Linked DNA regions of Mus musculus: region 2 is linked to region 1. Evidence: chromatin loops called from intact Hi-C (ENCODE). Cell type or tissue: heart. All regions are shown on one strand. Links, peaks and the distances in the headings refer to the core of each region. The heading gives the core; the rest is flanking DNA.

Evidence for each region. A loop is a pair of places that touch in the nucleus more often than their neighbours do. Peaks named below come from ENCODE experiments on the same cell type or tissue, not always from the same donor. Only the 100,000 strongest peaks of a DNase experiment are listed, where the experiment ranks them.
Region 2: a loop joins it to region 1, with 2.1 times the contacts of the local background. A loop is called at or near these places in 13 of 42 quality-filtered maps.

Annotation. Positions count from the first base shown.
Region 1 is chr7:97,838,571-97,846,361 of GRCm38, reverse strand. Pak1 (p21 (RAC1) activated kinase 1) reads right to left here and starts at 3,423. Exons shown (of 15, transcript NM_011035.2): 1 at 3,221-3,423. In heart, for the core only: no CTCF peak of the experiment used is centred there; a DNase peak (open chromatin) is centred at 3,341; H3K4me3 peaks cover 978 bases; H3K27ac peaks cover 716 bases.
Region 2 is chr7:97,761,098-97,768,888 of GRCm38, reverse strand. Gm39050 (a long non-coding RNA gene) reads left to right here. Exons shown (of 3, transcript XR_869802.2): 2 at 783-937. Among named protein-coding and RNA genes, the nearest start is that of Aqp11, 27 kb to the right of the region's middle. In heart, for the core only: no CTCF peak of the experiment used is centred there; a DNase peak (open chromatin) is centred at 3,518.

The sequences.
Region 1 (7,791 bases), core at 2,354-4,853:
TAAAATTACTTATTTATCTTCATAATCAACTTTTCAATGTTAATATAAGTATCTTTCATTTTAGTATATGAAACTTGGATAAGCAAGCAGGTAACCAGCAACCATTACATGAAGATTTGACCTTAATTACTTTCTCTTCTATTTATCTACTTATCATAGGCACTCAAAATGAAATCTTTTATACTGGCCCCCTACCGTCTCTCTGCCATGAATAAAGCACTATGGTACCAGCTGACCTCCATTTTGAGCATGAAGCTGGACTACCAATCCTAAAAGCTTTTTCTATATATTCCCTCTTTTTCTTTTATTCCTCAAGAATTGAGAAATAATTTAGATTTCTCAGTTGCATCTTTGGGCTTCTGGGCTACAGCATCTAAGCATCTTCTTAGGTGTTTTAGGAATGCATCCAGAATAACAAGAATATGAGTGGATCACTGCACAAAGTGTGTTCATGCATCCATTGCCTCACTGGTTCCTACCAGCCCTACAGGGTGTTACATTCTTATCTTACAGAAGTCTGTGAAGTAAACACCTAGCCTATCTGGTCTCTGGACTCTCTCTATCTTGTGCCCGAAATTGAATATAAGAGAGCAGGGAAGAGAAAGGGATCAAATAACTCAGAGAGGGTGCTCAGCAGTGAGTCACCTAAATGGCCTGCAGCCAGAAAAAAACAGGGACAAAGTCTGCTTCCTTCTGAGAATTTGTTTGGCCAGGGCGTAATAACCTACCACATGTAAATTTGTTTTCTATTTCATTAATATCTACATTTTATTCCCAAAGACAGAAAAAAAAAAACAAGAAAATTCTTTATATACAACATGCACCTAATGTCACAAGATAACATAGTCTAAGTAAATGTGTATCACAATTAAAGAAGACTTGAGTTTACAGTGCAGCCCTGGCACTGATTTGTTGAACCTTAGTCTTCCTCCACTACATTATCATAGCTCCCTGTGCTCCCCTCTACACTACACATGAGGGTCCACCCCTAGACCTGCATCTGAACACAGCAAATGAATCTAAATACCTCCTTTAAAAACCAACAGTACTCAGCAACCAGCACCATAACTAATATACTACAGGTGACTGAGAGAATGTTTATTTTTAAAATTACATCTATTTATACATGTGTGCGTTGGGATAGTGGTGAGACCATACCATAGCTCACATATCCAGACATCTCGTAGGAATTAGTCTCTCCTACCATATAAAACATGGGAATAGAACTCAGATCTCATCATGCTTGGTGGCAAATGTTCTCACCAACCAGAGAGAACAGTTAATGATGGATACCAAATTGATATCTTGTATGTGTGTGTGTATATATGCATACACACATGCACACACATTGCATATATTAGTTAGTGAGTGTCAATGAAACAATAACCCTGTCAGTCTCATCTCTGTTTCCCCTCTGACTCTCTCACTTTAGGACACTACGGGGCGGGAGAGGGCGGGGGGGTGGGGGGGGGGGAGAAAGATGCAGAGCAAAAATAATCCTCTTCAGAGAGCCTACCATCAGGAGGGAAAACAATGAACCTATATGGCTACACATCTTTTACATAGCCTATAAATCGTTCCCTCTACAGCTACCCTTACCCCCTAATAACCCCCATCTTGATGCCAACGCCACCCTCTTCTTCCTAAAGAACACTCTTGCCCCAAGACTCCCCCTTCTTCTCTTCATCCCACTGTGCCCCTGGAAACTGGCTATCTCCCAGCCCTCATCTCAGTGAGGGGCTCTCAGGAAGGTCTCCTAGCTAGCTGTATTTGTACTTGTTCTCCAGCTCGAGCCTTCAAGCTCCTGACTTCCTACCATGATTTTTTCCTTCTGCCCACATTCTGCCTTGGTTCTCAAGGAAAAGGATGGGGAATAAACCCAGGAAAAATAACTACTTATTAGGAAGCCTCAAAACACAGCTTGAGGGCAGTAAGGAGACAGCCTGACACATAAGGAAAACAGAGCTTAGGTCCAAAACAAGGAAGCTAGAATGTTTGGACCTTACAAACATCACAGCAAAGGTCCCTCCAAGTCAGCAACTTACTACCAATGAGAAAGCACAATAAAAGATTCTAAAAGGAAAAGAGAAGAGAGCCTAACCAAGAAGAAGAGGACCCAGGGAAGAAATGAAAAAGGAAAACAGAAAAAAGAAACCATGGTTATGGAAGGAAAAGAGACAAGAAGTGGAAAGCGTGAAGACAAGGAAAGGAAGAAAGGAAACTGGTGAGATCAGAAAACAGGTGAGGGGCAGGCAAGGAAAGCCGACCAGCAGGAAGAGGAGGAAGAAAGGAAGAGCAGGAAGGCTTCCCAGAGGGAATGCATAGCTCCTCTGTAACCAAGATGAGAAAGGTCCAAAATAATCAGCATAGGTTAGTATTTGTATTTCTTGGTGCCAGATAATAAAGGAAGGAATTACAGTGATTAAGATATTACATAGTGTCAAGGTCTGTTATTTACTTAGCAGATCAATAACAGTGCACCAGAGAAGACAGCCTAGTTTATAGCAGTGATCTAAGTATCAAAGAATTGGCCAGTTCAGGAAAAAAAATTAGCATGCGTTCACCTGTTTCTTCTCAACCCCACACCCCACACTCAACATATCTACTCTTAGCCCCAACAGAAGCATTAGCACTTTATGAAGTCACTGGTTCTAAACAGACCGGCAAGATGCATATGGAAGGCTGGCTCCTCTGTCTCTACCTAGCTCACCTTTCCAAGGTAAATTTTACAGCCTAGGAAAGGCACAGTTACAGAATGCTAAGCCCTTCTCTTCAAATAAGGAAATTAAGGCTCATAGAGACTGCCTGACCAGGAACAGCTGCAGGGGTCTCCTATCTTCACTACATCTCCAACCAGAGAACAGTATTCCGGGTCCCAGGAAAACCGCAGCTAAACCAAGGCACAGAAAAGCATCACCCTGGCCACCATGCAGAAGCATGCTTACAAAGGAGTGGGGCCCCTGAGGCATGCAGTTCCCCAAAAAATCCAGCTTCCCCTTCATAACCTTCCCTAGCCAGATGCCTTATTCCAGCACAGGCCTAGCCCTGAGGGGCTTATCTCAATGTTACACCACCAGGCCCTTTCCTTATTAAGAATCCCTTAATATAAGTGAAATGTAATGTTCTCCCCATTCCCTTCCCCGGAAGGCAGAAAGACACCCGCTCCTTCTACCCCAGCTCTCAGTCTAGCTATGCCAGGCCCAGGGAAAGCCAGCATTACCTGGCGGTGGGTCCGGGGCCCAGCATCTCTGATGATCTTGTGTATCTGTCGCAGAGCCGCACCTCTCCCTGCTCAGCAGTTGGGACAAAGCCCGGGCTGAACCAGCCTGACAGGCTGGATTCGGCTAAGCGCCGCAGCGCAGCCACCCAGCTCCCAAGGCGCAGCACACTCAGGCCCACGTAGGGCGGCAGCAAAGACACAGAGGCTTAGTGAAGGGGCGGGGAGGGAGGGAGGAACAGAGAAAGGAAGGAAAGGAGGCGGGGAGAGCGCTGCCCCCGCCCCTTTTTTTCTGAAGAGGCGCTGAGGGGCGGGAAACAAATACATAACCAATGTTCTGATTGTCTCTGCTGTTCTCCCAACCCAGGCTCCAACAAGAGGTACCAGACAGGCTTTTTAGAGCAGTAGTTCTCAACCTTCCTAACACTGCGATTCTTTAATATAGTTCCTCACATTGTGGTGACCCCCAATCATAAAATTAATTTTGTTGCTATTTCATAATTTTGTAATTCTGTAATTTTGCTACTGCTATGAATTGTAATGTAAATATCTGACATTTCCAATGGTCTTAGGTGACCCCTGTGAAAGGGTAGTTCAACAACCCCTCAAGGGATCTGGACCTATAAGCTGAGAACAGCTGTTCTAGAGCCTGTGGGAGTCCTCTTGAACCCCGGAATCAAGACCTACTCAAATTAGATTCAAGATTCATTCAGACTAGAATGGAGAGGGGGAAATTATTCTTTTCTGCTGACTCTCTAAAATGTGTCCCATGAAAGATAATAAGGTGGTCCCTATACCAACCACCTCCTTTGAACAGAGAAAGTTCAGCAACAGCTACTATTTGTTAAGGGCTATTTACTATGTGTCCCCACACTTTACAAACCTATGTCTATTTCACAGAGTTATGAAGTAGGCCCTACACCACTCTCAGAATTTCTTTAGCACTTGTCAGATACCAGTCACTACAATAGAACTTGGAGCTGGATGACACATTAAAGAAACAACTCTGGTCTTCCCCATCCCAATAAACGGTGCTTCCTTAAGACTGAAATGTTAAAAAATGTACCTTCACATATTTCCTGTACACCCAGAAGTCAGTATCTCCCATCATCACTCACTACACTCACCCAACTCATCCCTTGCCCTTGAGGCGCATGACTGGAATCAAGTTATGCAGTTATCTCTTCCAGGCCATAACTAATGAGTTTAGAGGGTTTTAATTATTTGTTATGGGGTGAGGGTAGGTGGCACATATATACCATGGTATGCATGTAGAGATCAGAGGATAACTCATGAGAATCAATTTTCTACTTCTACCACATGTGTCCTAAGGTTCAAACTTGGGTTGTCTGGCTTAGTGCCAGAAATCTTTATGCACTGAGCCATCTCACAGGCTCAGAAGTTTAGATTCTGCTCTAAGGGTTCTGGGAAAAAACAGGATAACAACAATTGATGTTTTAAAAGATCCTTGATCAATGGAAAGAAGTATGGGCAAGTACACAGTTAAAGAGTTTTTTAGAGCTTCAGGCATCGGAAAGCAGAAACTGTACTAACTTAAACAAACGTCTAAGATGACAGTAAGTAACACATGCTGAAGATGCTGCTGGAAAGCAGCCCAGCAGAGCAGGTGTAAGACAGGAAGCAATGGATGAGAAAGCACAGTGACTGCTCCAGGGTTATACAACCAGCAAATGACGTAACCATGTATGTACTGCCGACTGAATCTTAAGCCTATGTTTCTTTTTAGTCCTCCTATTTATTTCTGTTTTGTTTACAACAGATAACTAACTGTTGGTCACCAAAGAGTCGGTGACCACCATGAAGCCTGACTTATACAACATGCAGCCATCTTTCCTGACAAATGTCTGCACTACCACTCATTGGCCCAAATTAGTCTAATGCAGAGGAAGAACTCTATATAAAAAGAACTCAGCTCTTTTATTATTTACCCTTCCTAAGCCCTGAATACTTACAGTATTTGGAAAAGGAGACATGAATTTCTACATTTGAGAACAAAACAAAACAAAAAAACTGGGCCCAGCAAGGTGGGACAGTAGGTAAAAGAACTGCCAAGCTGCCAAGACTGCTGACCTTAGTTCCATCTTTGTGACACAGGGTAGGGAGAACCAACTCCTCCTTCCTACATGTTTTTCTCTGTTTTCACATGCACACCGTGACACATGATTCATTCCCATTCTCCATCTTCCACCCCCTCACTCACACACACACACACACACACACACACACACACACACACGAGAGAGAGAGAGAGAGAGAGAGAGAGAGAGAGAGAGAGAGAGAGAGAGTGTCAGACAGACAGACAGGCAGGTAGGTAGGCAGACAGAATGCTCGAGAGATGGTTCAGCACTATAGCACTTGTTGCCTGGCTGGGTTCAGTCCCAAGCACGTACATGGTGGCTCAAAATCATTTGTAACTCCAGTTCCAGGAAATCTAACCTCCCTCTTATGATCTCTTTGTTGTTGTTGTTGTTGTTGCTACGTTTGTTTTTTTGTTGTTGTTGTTTAATTTGGTTTAGTTTTGTGAAACAGTGTGTCAACCCAGGCTTGTCTAGAATTTACTTATGGACCCTAGGAGAACCCGGAACTCCTGATAATTCTATCTCAGCTTCCTGAGTACTGGAATTATAGTTCCATACCATTACTCAGTTCTAAATTGGTTTTAAAATGGTCATACTTCATACTCTGTTCTTCATTCTGATTTATATAGTATTAGTGACAGAAAAGAAGGAAAGAACCTAGACATAGACTTTATAAGCTACACACACACTCAAAATGGACCATAGATCTAAATTTCAAGACTATAAAATGTCTGTAAGACAATGCAGGAGAAATCTGGATGACCTTGATTTTGCAATAGCCTTTTAGATGCCATTATCAAAGACAATTCATTTAAGAAAACCTAGACAAGTTGAATTTGATTAAAACATAAAACTGTTCTTCAAAAGACAATGTTAAGAAATGAAAAGAGAAGACACCGATGACGAAAAAGCATTTGCAAAGTACATGTACAGATTGTGCTTTATGCACATAAAGAACATAAAGGATTTGTATTCAAAATACACAAAGAAGTCTTAAAATTCAGCAATAAGAAAACAAACCTAGCAGGGTGGTGGTGGTGCACGCCTTTAATTCCAGCACTTGGGAGGCAGAGGCAGGCAGGTTTCTGAGTTCGAGGCCAGCCTGGTCTACAGAGTGAGTTCCAGGACAGCCAGGGCTACACAGAGAAACCCTGTCTCAAAAAAAAAAGGGGGGGGGGTGGGGGGAATAAAAAAGAAAACAAATCTAATCAAAACAAAGACAGATAGATGGATGGATGGATGGAAGGAAGGAAGGAAGGAAGGAAGGAAGGAAGGAAGGAAGGGAAAGCAGCTGGGGAGTGTAGCTCAGTGGAACACCTGACTAAAATGCACAAGGTCCTAGGTTCAATCCCAGGCTCGGGGTTGGGGGTGGAGAGTGGAGATCCACCAACTAATGAGCTGACATTACACTGGCAATATTCTAGGACCAGTGAAATGGCTAGGTGGGTTAAAAACATTGGCTGCAGAAAAGCCTGACAACCTAAGTTCAATTCCCAGAATCCACAAAAAGGTGGGAAAAGAGAACTGACTCCACAAAACTGTCCTGACTCTCATGCCATGACACATTTACACTACAAAAATATACAGGCAGGCAGGCAGGCAGGCAGGCAGGCAGGCAGGCAGGCAGGCGGTAAAAGGGAAAGGGAGGTAGAGGGCTTATCACAGTTTGGATCTAGAATTTATCCAAAGGCCCATGTGTTAAACGCCTGGTCCCCAGCTTGGTGCCGTTGGAAAATGGTAGGACCTTTAACAGTTAGGGCATTGTAGGAGATTTTGATAGCATGAGAGATGTGCTCTTGAAGGAGATGATTGGGATCCAGCCCATTCTTCTTCCTCAATTATGCTTCCTAGTCATGAGGGGAATGTCTATGATCCACAATGCACTCCCTGACATAATGTGCTGCCTCACCACAGGCCCAAAAGAAACAAAACCTCAAAACTATAAACCAAGATAAACTTTTCTCTTTAGAAACTATCTCAGATATGTGAGAGTAGAGGAAAGCTGACCTCCCAATATTTGTCTATGAAATTCTACCTTAATGAAAAGGTAGAATTTCATAGACAAAGGTACTGACATTACATATAAAGCCCAAAAAGAAGAGCATGACACTGTTTAGGAAATAGTCCAATGTTTCATGGAAATAATAAATAATCTCACATCCAGTCACCATTCAAGAATATGTTCTACACACCAGATACAGTGCTATATATACAAAGATCACAAGACCTGGCTCTTACTCTCTGTCAGCTAATAATTGTTAAGACTGGAGACAAAACTGTCATCAGGTCCAAAGTCTCTTCCTCTTTCAGTTATCTCCCTCCACAATAAATGGCATTCCTACTCTCTCAGTTAGTGTGTTAGTTACTGCTCTCATTGCTGCCACCAAATACCTGACAAGAAGCAACTTAAAGCAGGAAGGATTTTTTCAAGATGCAGGAGGCATGGAAGGTAGGGCTCCAGCCCTGGTTGCCAGA
Region 2 (7,791 bases), core at 2,279-4,778, 77 kb after region 1:
CAGCTTTGCCTACCTCCAACACGCTTCGAACTCTCATAAGCTACAGCTGGGCACAATCACCAGACACAAGGCCTATTTTCTGTTTTATAATAAAGAGTTGAATGTCTCAAGTCATTTATTGAATACCCATACTTCAAAACTGCTGAGAAAATAGGAACTATGAAACAGCAATTGTTTACCTTCAAGATCTCATGGTGGGAATGGCCTGGCATTCTGCTCTCCTGGGAGAGATCAAAACTCAAAATCTGAAGTGTAAAGTTTCTGGTGGTGGTTTGCTTAAACACCATCAAGAAGCTGAAAAACTAAAATTGTTGTAAATTGGACACCATCTGTATTTACTATTATTATTATCATTATCATGTGTTATTATAGTTTTTGGGAGACATCATCTCTCTTTGTAGCTCAAGCTAACTAGAACTCACTATATAACCCAGTCTGTTGTCTGTTCTGTGTCTCTGTCTCTGTCTCTCTGTCTCTGTCTGTCTCTCTCTCTGTCTCTCTGTCTCTGTCTCTGTCTCTGTCTCTCTCTATCTCTCTGTCTCTGTCTCTCTCTATCTCTCTGTCTCTGTCTCTCTCTCTCTCTCTCTCTCTCTCTCTCTCACACACACACACACACACACACACACACACACACACACACACTTGGCTCTCCTGAAGAGAACAAGTTTGTTTAGAACACTTTAAGGAGAACAGCGACTCTGACAGCTGCCGGCATAATCTCACTGCCTGTGACGTCATGTGCTCGAAGCTGTCTCTGTTCTGTTCTTGTCCTGATTTTACAGGCTTACCTGGGGGCCTGCAGTCTGACGCCTCCCCCCATTTTTGACTGAAGGAAGCTTGCTGGCCTGGCACAGGCCTCTTCCTGGACCTGGAAGAGCTGCACCACTGAGGCTACACAGCCATATGTTCCCACATATGTCCCTGAAATCTTGCAAAGGTAAAACCGTTTCATCACAATCAATTAAGATCACTTTTGATTTCCACCGAGACAATTCTGCATGTAGATGGCACAGAGATGACTACAGATTTTCGAGGGCCCTGCCAAGGGGAAGTTGAGTTGAGGATACCTTGAATTTTGATAGAGCTGGAGATTAAATATAGATAAAGACTTAGGCATAGAGGATACAGAACTGTTGTTTCCTCTTTTCCTGTTTCCTCACTCTGTAGCCCAGGCTGTCCTTAGATTCTCTACTGTGCAGTCCCATGCTGGCCTCTAACTCACAATGCTAATCCTGCCTAACCCTCCTGAGTGCTGGGATTCCAGGCATGAGCCAACGAGCCTGGCTGAGTTAGATGTGTGGTATGGTTCACAGTAACTATCACATATAGTTACCACCAGTCCCTCCAGGTTGGTAACAGTGACCATTACACTGCCCACCATACTAACAGAACCAGCAAGATGGTACAAAGCTATTGATGCCAACTTAGGACCAATCAGAGTGTGCCCTATGGTACCAAGCACCACAGGAATATGGGCAGTGGGAGGCAGGACGTCTGAGGGTGGAGGCTATGGCTCACCTCTGCCATGAAGACGCCATAACAAATTCCATAACAATTTGCCTCCAAATAAGCTGCCTTTTTGTCCCAGAGGAGAGATGAGCACTGAGACATGGTCTCAATACGAAAACCAAGCTGGTTTCAAGTTTGGAACAATCTTGCTCCTGGCTCCTGAGTGCTACGATTCTGGACTTTCATCACCATGCCTGGTTAAGATTCTTTTTTTTTTGGGGGGGGGGGGGGAGCGGGGGTGGTGGACAGCATCACATACATCCCAGGCTGGCTTCCAACTTGCTTTCAGAGGATGACCTTGAAATCCTGGTCCTCTGCCTCTACCTCTCTGGCGCTGAGGTTATAAGTGTGCCCTTGCTCACACTCTTCTGAGTGCCAGAGTGCCGGCAGTGTTCTCTGAACTGTGGGTGTGGAGGAGGAGGGCCCTGGTGAAGGCAGGGGCCCCGCCTCAGGAAAACTCCAGAGGCAGAGCTTCCTCTGAACTGCAAGGAAGAGGACAGCTGCCGCTCTAACCTGCTCAATTTGTGAATGCTGCCTACCTCTGAGTAATTACCAACTGAGCTGTAGCCTCGGCCCCAGAGCTAGCATGTTAAAAATTTTTAATATTTATTTTTCAGGTGGATTGGGGCACATATGGAGGTTAGAAGACAACTTTTCTCCATTCATCATGTAGGTTCTGGGAATTGAGTTCATATCTTGGCATTCTAGACTCGGTGCCAAATGCCTTTACCCACTGAGTCATCTCTCTGGTCCCATGTGGTGGTTTGAGTAAAAATGGCCCCCATAGACTCTTAAGGCCTTATTGGAGTGGGTGTGGCCTTATTGGAGGAAGTGTGTCACTGCGGGGTGGGCTTTGAGGTTTCAGAAGCTCAATTCGAGCCTGGTGGCTCACTGTCTCCCTGTTGCCTGCAGATCCAGATGTAGAATGCTCAACTACTTCTCTAGCACTATGTCTGCCTGCATGCCACCATGCCTCCCACCACGACAGTAATGGACTAAGCCTCTGAAGTATAAGCCAACCCCAATTAACTGTTTTCCTTTATAAGAGTTGCTGTGGTCATGGTTTCTCTTCACCAGCATAAAACCCTAGGATACCGCAGATCCATCACACTTAAGACTAACCTTTAAGAATCTACTCTGCCCTCTCCTTTGCAGTCATGGAGGTAAAGTTCAGATGAAGCACTGTTGCCAGAGTCTACCTGAGGCGAGTCCACAGCCCTCACCAGGCACCTCCCCCTCCACACCCACAGTTCAGAGAACACTGCCGGCACTTAGAAGATGTGAGCAAGGTGCAAAGACGTGACAAACACCAGCACCACGTTTTTAATTTAAAAGAACTGGGTCAGTCACAGATCTGAACAGCAGTGAAATACAGCTGCTTTCAGGTTTTTTTTTTCTTCCTGACAACAAGGTCTAATTATAAGCCGCGAGGACAACTAAATCTGAACCGTGCATGTGATCACAACATTTCGTGTCATCTTTGGAAGGTGGCTTTTTACATCGACCATACAGTTCCTAGTCAGAATGGAGGCTTAGACTCCAATTTGACTTAGAAACAGAGTCCCATATCCTTAGTATTTCCAGTAGGAGCTGCGCCTAACAAGGAAGTCACGTGGTACTCGAGACCATGCCAACCCAACCGCAAAGCCTGACTGTGTGTGCCTGGTCTCAGGTCGGCAAGAGCTGAGTTCTTTTCCTTCAGAGCACCATGACTCCTGGAGGAGGCCGTGTCTCTTTATCTTCTGCTTCGAGGCTCACAAGAGGCATGCTACATGAAGAACGAAATAGGCGGCATTGGCCTAAATAAACCCCAGGAGCCAAAGAGCTCATTCCAAGTCAGATGCCCAGGAGCCTCAGAACGTTGTGGGCAGTGGACCATCTATCTATTGCAGACAGCCACGCAAAGGAGGCTGGTCATTGTGGTGGTTCTCCTTTCTAGTTCCTGCTCCCTCCAGCCTGCCTGCTTCCTCTCTCCCCACTTCCCACTTCTCCCCCGTTTCTGCCGTTGGTGGTGAGTTCCGGCTCCACTCTCTTCTCCTCCTACCCAGCCTATGGTTATTTATCTGGTTTCTGTGAGAAGGGAAGCCTGTGACTTTACAGACCAAACTTTGTCTCTGGCAGGATCCCAGCCTTTGTAGATGGGTGACTCACATCTGTCTGTGTAGGCAGGAGTAGGGATTCGGGCTTCCGCTGAGGATGAAATTAACAAGCTTGAGGCTTGCTGTGGTACCACAGGGCATGGAGAGGACGGAATGATTGCATGCCCCCTCCGAGAGTCCCCTCATTACAATCTTAGAAAATGAGAATTACCCACCACTTTTCTGGCCAGGAAATTGAAACTCAGGACCATTGTGTAATTTCACCAAAGTCAAATAGCCAGTGTGTGGTAGAGCCATGATGTGACCCCATTTGGAGCCGATCGCAGCCGCTGCTCCTTGTCCCCTCTTCCAATCAGATCTCAGACCCTGCTCCTTTCCCTGAGCGTCCTCCTCCAGTCAGAACCTGCTTCTCTTAAAACTGTGTCTTTGAGCTTCGGGACAAAAATAATTTCATGACTAAGTATAAGAAAGTTGTCCCTGAGACAAGGCTGTGTGCTGGCGCCCCTCGTGCCCTGAGGACGTTAATCAAATGCTAACCGAGAAGTTGGATGACATAATGGTGTCAGTGGCTAAAGATGGTTTTAAAAGTTTCCTCCTGGGCTCACATCAGAACAAGGAGACAGAGTCATACGCTTGCCTGTGCCTTCTCAGGGCGCAGACTCACACTCATCTGTGTCCAAAGCCCCTAATTTAGGCCCAGCCAAGCACATGGCAATTATGTCACTCATCAGCAACTCCTTATGGCCTAGGTAGCATTTGGTGGGGGCAGGATCACACTTCATAGAGCAGACTGGCCTCAGACTCACAGAAATCCACCTTTCCTCTGCCTCCCACGTGCTGGGATTAAAGGTGAACACCACCATACTCAAAATGAGCATTGGGTTTTACATTTAATTTTTTTTTTACTATACTGGATTATACAGGGCCATTTTCATGTACATATATAATGAACTTTGAGCCTATTTGTCTCTATATCTCACTACCCTCCCCTTCCCCACCCTCCCTTTCCTCACTCCCTCCTTGCCCTCCCCTTCCTCATCCTCCTCTTCCTCACCCCTTCCCCACCCCCCTTGCTTACCCTCCCCTTTCTTACCCCCTCTTCCCCATCATCTCCCTCCCCATCTTCCCCTTGCTCGCCCTCCTCTCTCCCCTCCTCCCTCCCTCCCTGCTTCGTTTCTCCATGGATAGTTTTGCTTCAGTGCTTTCAAGTCGTTGTATATGTATGGTTTTATGAATGTATAAAATCTAGGATCCACAAATGAGAGAAGACATACAACATCTGTCTTTATTTTTTTTTATTTTATTATTATTATTATTATTTTTTTTTTTTTTTTTTTTTTTTTTTGGTTTTTCAGACAGGGCTTCTCTGTGTAGCCCGGGCTGTCCTGGAACTCACTCTGTAGATCAGGCTGGCCTCGAACTCAGAAATCCACCTACCTCTGCCTCCCAAGTGCTGGGATTAAAGGCGTGGCCACCACTGCCTGGCTAACATCTGTCCTTCTGACTGGCTTAATTTACTTAGTTTGATTATCTCCAGTTGCCTCCATTTTAACAAGTGACATAACTATTCCTCATCACTGAAAACAGTTCCATTGTCCACAGACATTTTCTTTACCCATTCCTCTGTTGCTGGGCATCCAGGCTGTCTCCATACCTTACCTACTGTGAGCAGCTGCGTGTGCATCTATCTCCGTGGTGTGCTGACTCTGGCCATGGATAAATATCCAGATAATGCTGGGTCACATGGGAAGTCTATGTTCAGTATTTGGAGTAACCTTCCTAGCTACTGGACAAATTTACACTCTCACAATGGATGAGATTCTCCTTTTACCAAACAATGCTGGCCAGTATCTGTGTGTGTGTGTGTGTGTGTGTGTGTGTGTGTGTGTGCTCTCGTGCACGTGCTGTTTGCTCTTGGAGGTTGCCATTCTGACCCCGGTGAGGCGGGATCTCAGTGTAATTTTTATTTTCGTTTCTCTCACTGACTCGTGTAACTTTACAAATGTCACCTCACTCATGATAATTCTGCAAGGTGGACAGACAGACAAAGTCACATATCACTGATATGACTCTGTGTGATTCTGGCTGTTGGTTCAGAGATTACAGCCTACCTGGATTCTAGGGAAAGCATTTGAAGGAGCAAAAGGTGGTAAGAGTTCTCATTTATCCATTCAGTGACGTCAATCCTAGCAACAGGTAGCGGGCAGAGGACAGGCTCCCTTACTCAAGGTCATACTCAAGTCTCTCTGAAGTCTATAATCCCTGCCTTCTGCACCCTGTAAAGAGCCACTGCTACATGCCCTACTGCCAGGGAGAAAGCTGTCTCCACCACTAAAATCTCTTGGAAATTGTGAGCCCCATAATATAGGTGTGATGACTATATAAATCCTTCAATTATTTTTAATTGAATTTCATAGCATGTGCCTGGAAAACATTGGTTTGTTAATGCACATCATTGGCTTCTGGTGAGCCATGACTCAATGAGGCCTGAGCTTCCTAATGCCTCATTTTGCTCATTTGCAAAATGGCATTGTTGTAAGGATACATGGGTTACACAGGAGGTTCAGAGAGCTTCCACAGCATGCTCAGGGATGTTTTCCAGAAGGCATTGGGACCGACTGCCAGTTAGCCCACAATTTGGTTATTCCAGGGAACTCTAAGAACTCCTGTTACATCCATCAGGGGTCTCTAAAGGAGCAGAACTTGTAGAATGAATATATGTATATAATTTTATATATTCATAATACATTATTTATGTTATGTATAAATTTATGTTAAATATATATGGTTTATTAGAATGGCTTACAGGCTGTGATCAGACTAGCCCAAAAATGGCTGTCTACTAATGGAAGGTCCAAGAATCTAGTAATAGTCTCAGTTGGTCTTCAATATTTGCTAGAGTCTCAAAGAAGTAGGCTCTAATGCCAGTGAAGGAATGGACTTGCCATTTCGAGGGAGAACGAGCAGGCAAAGGTAGTAAGCTTCCTTCTTCCATGTCCTTTATATAGGCTGCCAGAAGAAGGTATGGTCTTTCCACCTCAAAAGATCCATATTAAAAATGGGTCTTCCCTCTTCAAATGAATTAATTAAGAAACAAAAACAAAAACCCTCACAGGCGTATCCAGCCACTTGGATTTTAGTTAATTCCAGATGTTGTCGAGTTGACAACCAAGGACAGCCAACACACCAATATTATGGGGATTCACGGTTTCTCGGAGATTTAGTGGTGGAAACAGCTCTCTCATGCCGCTCACGCCGTGGCAGTCAGGTGTGTAGCCACCATGGCTGAGTCCCGGGTGCAGGGAGCAGGGATGTAGACTGCAAAGAGACTTGAGTACGACCTTCAAAGGCCGATTCGCAGTGACCTACTCCAGCCAGCCAGGCCCACGTCCTCAATTTCCTTAAAGCTCCACAACCTTCAAAACAGTGCCACAAGCTGGGGCAGAGGCATACCTGTGGGGGCAGCTGTAGAATGTAAGACCCAAAAGCCAGAACACCTGGCTTTAAAACCCAAATCCACGTCTGAACTGGGTAACCATGGATACAAATCTTTAACTTCTCCATGCTTTGTTTTCATCCCTAAAGTGGAAACAATTCATCTCCCAAGGTACCTGTAAGAATTATGGTAGTTATATGCAAGACGGTTGGACTAGCAGCTGGGGCACACATCCAACACTGCAACATTACTGTATGGTCCCCGACTCTTCAGCTCTGACCTGCAAGACAAGACTGCCTTTCTGTTTTATCCTACTGGCTGCAAAGTGACTGGAGCAGAAGAGCCACAGGCCACACCACCAAAGACTTCGCCTAGAAATGACACCAACCGAATTCAAACAAGCTGGACAAACAATTCATTATTGCTCAAGTTTGAAAACCCAGGTGGCAAATCTTACTTCACCATAACCAAAAGCTCATGTAGTTTAAGGGAGACTTTCTTCCCTGCATCTCCAGTATCTCCATTTTGTCGATTTTCTCTACAAGTAGGTCACTACCACCCAAGCCTTAGAGCAGCGGTTCCCAATCTTTCTAACGCTGACCCTCTAACACAGTTCCTCATATTGTGGTGACCCCTAACCATACAATTATTTTCGTTGCTGCTTACATACTGTAATTTTGCTACTATTATTAATCATAAAGTAAATATCTGATATGCAAAATATCTGATATGTAACCCCTGTGAAAG